Linked DNA regions of Homo sapiens: regions 1 and 2 are each linked to region 3. Evidence: chromatin contacts called from ENCODE Hi-C or POLR2A ChIA-PET data. All regions are on one chromosome and are shown on one strand. Each heading gives the region's core, a stretch centred on a gene start or an enhancer-like site at or near the end of the contact. The rest is flanking DNA. Distances are from core to core; before and after follow the strand shown.

The links. Hi-C counts contacts between places; a loop is a spot of excess contacts on that map. ChIA-PET counts read pairs that join two places held with the same protein, here RNA polymerase II (POLR2A). Pooled maps may share reads with other maps.
Region 1: a loop to region 3 is called in a map with no recorded cell type, with 12 times the contacts of the local background. The contact joins the enhancer-like site here to the promoter of ZBTB7A in region 3. A Hi-C loop is called at or near these places in 7 of 37 single-sample maps with no recorded cell type and 11 of 50 pooled maps. POLR2A ChIA-PET finds 5 or more read pairs at or near these places in 2 of 52 experiments (Caco-2 and HepG2).
Region 2: a pooled map shows a loop between it and region 3 (4-fold over the local background). The contact joins the enhancer-like site here to the promoter of ZBTB7A in region 3. A Hi-C loop is called at or near these places in 4 of 50 pooled maps. POLR2A ChIA-PET finds 5 or more read pairs at or near these places in 2 of 52 experiments (GM12878 and OCI-LY7).

Annotation. Positions count from the first base shown.
Region 1 is chr19:4,326,273-4,329,114 of GRCh38, forward strand. It overlaps STAP2 (signal transducing adaptor family member 2), which reads right to left. Exons shown (of 13, transcript NM_001013841.2): 6 at 2,403-2,537; 7 at 1,044-1,113; 8 at 852-954; 9 at 670-735. Among named protein-coding and RNA genes, the nearest start is that of STAP2, 11 kb to the right of the region's middle. RefSeq lists an enhancer at 257-1,238 and a silencer at 2,208-2,457. Within about 2 kb of position 1,404, at least 7 of the 41 ENCODE cell types and tissues checked have a DNase peak (open chromatin) inside an H3K27ac peak, as active enhancers do.
Region 2 is chr19:4,367,831-4,370,530 of GRCh38, forward strand. The region is part of intron 1 of SH3GL1 (SH3 domain containing GRB2 like 1, endophilin A2); the gene reads right to left. Among named protein-coding and RNA genes, the nearest start is that of MPND, 26 kb to the left of the region's middle. RefSeq lists enhancers at 1,162-2,111, 1,470-1,659, 2,112-2,700. Within about 2 kb of position 1,306, at least 33 of the 41 ENCODE cell types and tissues checked have a DNase peak (open chromatin) inside an H3K27ac peak, as active enhancers do; they include GM12878 and OCI-LY7, where a contact is called at or near this core.
Region 3 is chr19:4,065,530-4,068,229 of GRCh38, forward strand. ZBTB7A (zinc finger and BTB domain containing 7A) reads right to left here and starts at 1,370. Exons shown (of 3, transcript NM_015898.4): 1 at 1,153-1,370. RefSeq lists silencers at 1-670, 1,151-1,350, 1,361-1,410, 1,451-1,510, 1,721-1,830 and 1 more.

The DNA of each region.
Region 1 (2,842 bases), core at 154-2,653, 260 kb after region 3:
ATTTATGCATGTGTGATCTGTTGTGCCCGCACAAGTGTGTGTCACCTTCTGGCTAGGCAGGTGGCCACAGTTGCATGGATCATGCATGTGTAATGTGTGTGTGGATGTGGCACTTGGGGGTCCTTGCATACGCCCAGACCAGGGAAGACCAGACAACCCACGCTACATTCCTTTCTAGTGTGTTCTCTGCCTCCTCTTCCCACTCCATAAACAGGACCGATTTCCACCTCTTTCCCAACACCCACCCGGATTCTCGGTCCCTGTGGGGCTACTGCTTGTCCGGGTGTACCCTCTGACCCCTCAATGCCCATTTCTACCTAAGGAGATCCTTTGGGACCATCTGCAAAGACCCACTCTTCTGGGAAGCTTTCCCTGCTCTGCCCCCATCTTCTCCCGAACTCTAGGCGCCTCCCCCGAGCCCAGGTTTTTCCTCCACCCCAAATTCAACCCTACAGGATGAGAGTGTCTGTGTTTAGCTCTGTCCCAAGCTGGGACCCCCGCCCCCTCCCCCACACACACACCCTGACGGCAGGGTCTGAGTCATTTCTGTCCCTGCAACTTTGGGAACATCAGATGCAGGAGGTGCAGCCACCAAACTGACTGAGGGGGCGTGGCTGAATGCGGGGTCCTCGATCCCTCCCACCTCGGCCCGCGGGAAGGGGGCGTCACCTGGGCCCGGAGCGGAGGGCGCCACCCACACATTCTCGCCATTCTCCTTATCGGCTTCCACGTAGCCTGGAACAGAGAGGGCGGCCTGGAGGAAGCGCGGCGGCCAGGGGCGGCCCGGTCCGTCCGAGCGGGGGCGGGAGAGGTGAGCACTGGGCCCCCGAACTCCCCGAAGGGGCACCCACCTAGCACCTTCTCGTAGTCCTCGTCTAACAGGAATGGCACCAGCGCCTTTTTGGTATGCGACACGAAATAGTTGACCACGGCGTCCAGGGAGGTGCAAGAGAACTGGGGGCAGATGGGGGAGCGGTCAGGCTGCTGGAGAAGGGACGCGGACCCCACAAAGTCACTTCTAGGGACTCTGGCCCAACGCTCACCGGCTGTTCCACATCGATCACGTACTTGGGGCCCTCCCGCTTCACCTTGTAATGCCGGACCACGTGCGTCCTGCACCAGGAGAAAGCGAGTGAGTGGCTCAGCCCAGGCTCCCACACCGCCCCTCAGGGAAGGCCCCGCCCCAACTCCAGGCTCCGCCTCCAATAGAAACAGGTCCATACTGGCTCCGCCCCCACAGAAGGCCCCGCCACTGACTGGTTCCACCCCATAAAGGACCTAAGCCCCGTTGACCTCCCGGAGCACTGACTGCCCGATCCCAGCACTGCTCCCAGCGGGGACCAGGCCCGACCGACCCACCCCCACAGAAGACCCCACCTCTAGTCTTGGCACCACCTCCAGCGAGGGACCAGGCCAGACTGACAACACCCTAGGAAAGGTCCGCCCCTAATTCTGGCACCGCGCCTAGGGAGAACCAGGCCCTAAAGACCCCGCCCCAGGTAGGCCCCGCCCCCTGTAATGGCTCCACCCCCAGGCACCGACTCTACCTTCTACATCGCCTTGCCCAACCCTGGACTGGGCTTGAGAATTTGGCATAAGGCTCTGACTTCGCCCCCAGGGCTGGCTCCGCCTCCATAGCCCTACTCAACTTCCAAAAAGGATCACGGCCATGACTCCCCCCCGTAGATCCTGACGCTGCCCAAAGAGCCCATTCCCATCCCTGGATTTGACTTCATCCCCTCCAGTGGCCCAGACCTGGCCCCTGCGTACCTGACGTTCCGGAGGGGCCGATCCTAACCTAGGAGTCTGACTCCACCTACAGGGAGTCCCAGCTCCTAACCCAAGACCTGGCTCTTCCTGCAAAGGAGTCGGCCTGGGCTCTACCTTCTTCCCTAGGCATTAACCCCATACCTGGGGCAAGGCCAGCCTCAGGATCCCACGACCCCGGAGCTCTGATCCCGCCCCCAGCCCTCCCTGCCCAGCTCTGACTCCGCCCCCATGCTCCCCTGCCTAGCATTGACTCCACCCCTCCCCCAGCCCGCCCACCCCAGCTCTGACTCCGCCCCAACACGCCCAGCGTAGCTCTGATTCCGCCACCAGTGTACTCTGCTCAGCTCTGACTCCACCCGCCCCAGCTCGCCCAGCCCAGCTCTGACTCCTCCCCCAATCCGCCCAGCCCAGCTCTGACTCCTCCCCCAATCCGCCCACCTCAGCTCTGACTCCTCCCCCAATCCGCCCAGCTCAGCTCTGACTCCGTCCCCAGACGCCCGTCTCGGCTCTGGCTCCGTCCCCTGGCCTACCCACTAGCGGGTCGGACTCCGCCCCTGCTTCTGACCACGCCCCCGCGCCCACCCTCTTCCCACCCTCCTCCCACCCAGGGCTCTCCAGACGCGCATGCGCACCCGTTGTGCATCTGCCGCGTGGTGACCGACACGCCGTCGGCGCCGTCCCCGCTGGGCCGCAGCAGCAGGTTCCCGCACTCGGGGTAGCGCTCCAGGAGCAGTTGTGCCTCCAGCCGGCTCACCTTCAGGAAGCACCTGTGGCGGGCCGCGTCACCCACTCGGGACCCCGGAGACCAAGTCCGCTCTTCTGCACGTAAACCCTGCCTCCTCTGAGACCCAGCCCCATCCCCATCCCCTAGGCCCAGGAGACCCTGCCCTGCTCTCCAGACCCAGGCCCCTCCCACGGAGACCCAGTCCGGCCTTCCAGGCTCCTAGTTTTTGTGGGGTTTTTTGTTTTTTTTTTGAGACAGGGTTTCGCTCTTGTTGCCCAGGCTGGAGTGCAATGGCGCTATCTCGGCTCACCGCAACCTCCGCCTCCCGGGTTCAAGCGATTCCCCTTC
Region 2 (2,700 bases), core at 56-2,555, 300 kb after region 3:
TTGCTTTCTTCACCCCACGTATCCCATGTGTGCCTGGCGCCAAGGGATGCCGCACAGAGTGAGGATGGACAGTGTGAGGCCCTTCCCAGCACACAGCGCTTCATGAAGAGCCGAGTGGCTGCCAGGCCCTGCCACAAATGGAGGCTCCCAGAGGGAGGCCGCCTGAGGTCACAAGCTTGGCCCTGCCCTCTGGGGGCCAAGTGTCACAGGGTGTGCCATCTCTGAAGTCATCGGCAAATTTAACATCCCGGGTCTGATCACTTGTGTGAAGACGTGCACACACGGCCTGGGCAGGAGAGTGAGGTGTTGCGTGCCGTGGGCCATGGCCTGTGCCCCTGGTGCTCCCCAGGTCTGATTGGTGCTTGCCTGCCCCGAGCTGTCACAAGACGTGGCCAAGGGATGCCATGAGGGTCCGTGTGGTGCCACACTGCGTTGGCTGTGTGGGGCTGGGGGGTGTCCAGCAGGGCAGTCAGGAGTTTAGGACCCAGCCTGGGAGGAAGTGACCCAAGAGCAGGAAGTGCGGGGGCAGGAGAAGCTTGAGCCTGGGGCTCTGCCCACGCCAGGCACCTGGTGTACCCTCTAGCCCATGCCTGGAGGTCACAGCCCAAGGCACCATGAGTGCAAATGCCCCCAACCCCAAGTTCTGCAAAAGGTAGCCTGCCCGGAGTACACGGCTGGTCTTGTGTCCTGGCAACCTGCCCAAAAAGACACCAGCCCCTTTGCCAAGGAATTCCTGGCCCTCCTCCAAGGCTTGGCTCTGGAAGCCCCCACACCACGGGACTGTCCTCACCCACGCATCGGGACCCTTTCTGTCCACCTGCCTTCATGTGCGGGGTGTGCCGGGCATTCAGTGAGCACAGGCCCCATGCCTCTGACCCCTGTCCCTTTCCTGCCTGTGGGTTGGTGGCTCTCAACTCAGCCACACAGCACCTTGGAAGCTTCTTAAAAATCCCCTCGTTGGCCGGGCGCGGTGACTCATGCCTGTAATCCCAGCACTTTGGGAGGCTGAGGCAGGCGGATCATGAGGTCAGGAGATCGAGACCATCCTGGCTAACACAGTGAAACCCCGTCTCTACTAAAAATACAAAAAAATTAGCCGGGCCTGATGGCGGGTGCCTGTAGTCCCAGCTACTCGGGAGGCTGAGGTAGGAGAATGGTGTGAACCCGGGAGGTGGAGCTTGCAGTCAGCAGAGATCCAGCCACTGCACTCCAGCCTAGGCGACAGAGCAAGACTCCATCTCAAAAGAAAGAAGAAAGAAAAAAAAAATCACCTCGTCACACCCACCGCGGGAGGGCTGACTCTGGCACAGGTGAGAAGCAGGAACTGTCCCTTGCGGGGCAGGAGAGTGGGGCTGCCCTCCATTTCTGCTGAAGGCATTAGGAGGAAGGAGCCCCCCCTCCCTAGGTGTTTTTGGGGCGTTCCACTCTATTTCCTGGGACAGTTTCACTTCTTTTGATTGTGGCGAGAGAGGGCGTGCTCAGAGCCAGCGGCTGCCGGAGAGGGAAATGAGTGGCTGATGTGAGACTGGACTCTTCTGGGAAGCCGGGAGGAGAACTGAAGCCAGCGGGCTGCGAAACCACACCTTCTGGGCGGAGGCCACCCCGGCCCCACGACCTGCCCAGGCAGGACCCAGTGTGCAGGCTGGCAGGAGTGGCTCCGTCAGGGCCCTTCCCCAGCCCCCTGCCTCTCACAGGGCAGGAGGAGAGGCCCTACCGGCGAGGACCACATCCTGCCTCTGAGGGGAGGGGCTGGGGACCCGCCACGGTACCAAAGACCCACCTGGTGGCCTCTGGCTCTGGCCCTGGCCCCACCTGCCCATCTCACCTGGGAATCCAGGACCCTGCCTTCCTGAGCCCCAGGACGACTTCCTGAACCCCCACAACCGCCTGACTCCTCGCACCCCTGACACCCGGGAGGCTGTGCCCTAACTACCCGGGTCCCTCTGCTCAGCTCCAGCCAAGTCCCTTGTGGTGACTGATGGTCCCCCACGGGCCAGGCACTGGGCAGGGGACACAACCCTGTAAGGCCCCTTCTCTCCAAGGCTTATGGGCTAGAAACCAGCACAGATGGACACAGGGATGAGCAGCCACAAGGGAAACACGGGAAAAGCAAGGCAGCCGGGCCACGTGCAGCGCCGGCCGCAAGCGCGGAAACCAAGCGTGGGCTCCTGCCCGCTGGGGCCCTACTCACTGCGGTCTCCACACCAGCACACTGCTGAGCACGGAGGGGACCGAGAGTCTGCGGCAGAGCTGGGCGCCACGGGGAGGCTCACCAGAGGGCGCCTCTGGGCTCGCTGTCAGGAGCGAGTGTTCCTAACCCTGGTGCCATCTGCCAGGCAAGAGCTGCCTGTTGTGGGGCAGCCAGCCCCAATGCCCCCGCATCAGAGACCCTACCGGTGGGGAGGGAGGACTGAGGCCATGGTCCCAGCAGTCCATTCCTGCCGAGGGAGACTCTGCAGGCTGGCTGTAGCCCTGACTAGTGCAGCGGACTCAGCAGTGGCAATGACAGCTCCGCACTCGAGTCCATCCCATACCCACAAGGCTCGCCTCCTGTTCCCACCCCGCATGGCAGGAAACGGAGGAAAATAATGGGGCCACTCAGTAGCCAGGGACCCAACAGGGCTCAGGGGTGAGACCACCCTCCGCTGACTGAACCTGCATCAGGGTGGCAGGGTGGGTGGGGGCCCCCTCCCCACTCTC
Region 3 (2,700 bases), core at 120-2,619:
GAGCCTGGCCCCGCGCCACCCCCCGCCGCCGGCGGCCAATCCCCACCCGGGCTGGGGGGAGGGCGATGCAAATTACCCCGGATCTGGGTCCGCCCGCCCGCCTCCCCCACGCCCGGGCCCGGCCTGCGCTAGGCCGCGCATCCCCGGGCTCGCCTGCACCGCGCGGCCGCCCGGGCCGCCGCCCTCCCCGGGGAGCGCGGGGAGGGTGACCCCCCCCCCACGGGCGGGGGGCCGAGGGGAGGGGGGCTGGGGACGGTTACACAACCAGGCGGGGAGGGGCCCCGGGGCGGGGAGGGGGCCGGCCCGCGGGCCGCGCAGCCGGAAGCCGGGACCGCCACCGGCCCCCGGCGAGGGGAGCCCGGCTCCAGGCCCCGCCCCCTGGCGGGCTGGCCCCGCCCCCGCGCCGCGCCGCGCGATCGGCCCGCGCCCATTGGCTCTCCGGCCCGCCGCTCACCGCCCCTCCTCCGCACCGCCCCTACCCGCAGGCCGCGGCGGGCTGTCGGCGCGGGGCACCCTGGGACTTGTAGTCCAAGCCGCTTGCCACCTGCCGGCTGCAAACGGCGGAGGGACTACGAAGCCCAGAGGTCCCTGCGGCCCTGCCCGCCCACCCGGACACCCCACCCCTTCCCCCTCCTTTCCGAAGCCCCCCTCCCTGTTTTTTCAGCCCCCTCCCCCCCATCCCCCATGGAGCTCAATCCTGGCCAACTCCAACGTATGCACGCAGCACCGAATAGGCCCCCGGGGGGCGAGAGCGCCCCTCGTCTTCAGCTGGAAACTTAGCAGGCGACGCGCCCCCCTATCTCCCCACGCCGGCTCCCCCCACCCTCAATGCAGCCCTGCTTCCCCTCCCCCGCTCCCCGCGCGCCTGGGAGCCCCGAAAAGCCATGCACCCGGGTTGGGGGGGGCTGGCGCACAAGCTCATGCACTTAGCCCCCAATCCCCCCTTCCCGGGCGGCGCCCCCTCCCCGCGCTCGGGATCCAGGGCGCCTCCAGCCTCCGGGCAGCTGCCAACCACCCCTTCCTCTGAAACTTGGGGGAACGTCCCCGGCTCCCCGGATCTCCCCTTCCCGAGGGGGCAGCGGTGGCCGCAGCGACCCCCGCCCGTCCCCGCCCTGCACCCCGTGCCGGGGGCCGCGCCGGGCGCTGACTTACCTCGCGGGGCCGGGCCGGGGCGCGCGGGGCCGGGGCCCGAAGTTGGGACTGGGCTCCCTCGGCCGCTCGCCTCCGGGGTCCGCGGCGCTCGCTCTGCCCGCGTCGCGCTGCCCTGGTCGCTCCCTCGCGCGGCGGCGGCGGCGTCACTGCCCCTACAGTAACTGTACAGTACAGCCAAAGCCCCGTATGATGCTCGCGACTCCCTTCCTGGTTTCTCCGAGGGCAAGAGGGGTCCTCCCTTGTCTTAAAGGTGCCGCAGCCGCCGGCCCCCCCACGCCCAGCCCGCCCCCCCCAGCCTGGCCTCGGAGGCCAGAACAGGCTCGGCAGGTCCCCTCTTGCCACGTCTCTGCCCTCCCGTGGGGCTTCGCCCGCTGCGCCGGGGAGACCGGGCTGTTATTAGGTTTTGTCAAGTCGGGGGGGGGGGTCCGGCCCGCCCCGGCGCGCCCCCCCGCCTCTGACCTCTCCGCCCCGCCGCGCGGCGCCGTGCCAGCTTGCCAGCTTATCTGGCCCCAGAGCTCCCCGGGGCGCGGGGGGAGCGGGCCCCCCGGGGTGGAGGGGGGGTGGGGGCCTCCAGATAAACAGGCCCCCAGCCTCTGCGCAGGGGCGGGGTGCGGGGGGGCGCGGGCTGTGCCCCCGACGCCCGGGGCGTGGCAGGATGGCAGCGGGGGCGGGGAGCGCGGTGCGCACAGCGAGGAGCGACGCGGGCGTGTGGGTCGCGCGGCCTGGGCTGCCGGGGGTGGGTTGGGGGTGAGGCGGTGGGGATCCCCCCGCAAGGCCAGGCCCTGGGCCTCCCCGGGCCTCAGTGGGACTTGCCGCGCCAGGGACCCCGGGGGGTGGCCTTGCCAAGGACAGCCCGGGTCCGCGGGGCTCCCGGGTCCCTAAATGAAACCACCAACCTGCCCTCCCGCGATTATATAAAGGAGTCGCCTCCACCCCGCTGCGCTAGGGGCGTCAGCGGGGGAAGGGGTTGGCGAGGGGCGGGGAGGGCGGTTGTTTTCCCGGCTTCGCGAGTTCCCCCACCCGGCTGCGGGCCGCGGGGCGGGACGGGGACCGGGCCCTGGACGCCTGGTCCGCGCGGGCCGCTCCTTGGCACAAGGGGGTCTGCATGGCTCGCGAGGGGCGGAGGTGGGGAGTGGGGAGGCGTTGGTTCAGCGCGACTTTTTTTTTTCCCCTGTCCGTTTCTCCCACTTCCTCCCCGGTCGTGGGAGAGGTCCGGCGGGGGACAGGGAAGGGGGAGCAGGGCACGAGTGGTGAGAACGTCCTGGCCCGGCCCGGGGAGGGCTGGCTGGTGCGACCGCGCGCCTGGGGGGGGGGGGGAGGGCTCCAGGACTCAGTTTCCCCTTCCTCATTCCTCCAGACAGAGAGAGTACTGACAGCTGCTTTAGCTGCCGTTTAGTGAGCGCTTATCCAGTGGGTGACCCTGTTCCGGGGCTCACTGTGCCTTCATTCTAACACCTAATCCCAGGGTCATTATTATGTTTTATTATTATCTGGCATTCTTAGTACCAACACCACCTGACAGCGGGAACCACCACCGGCCTGGGTGTA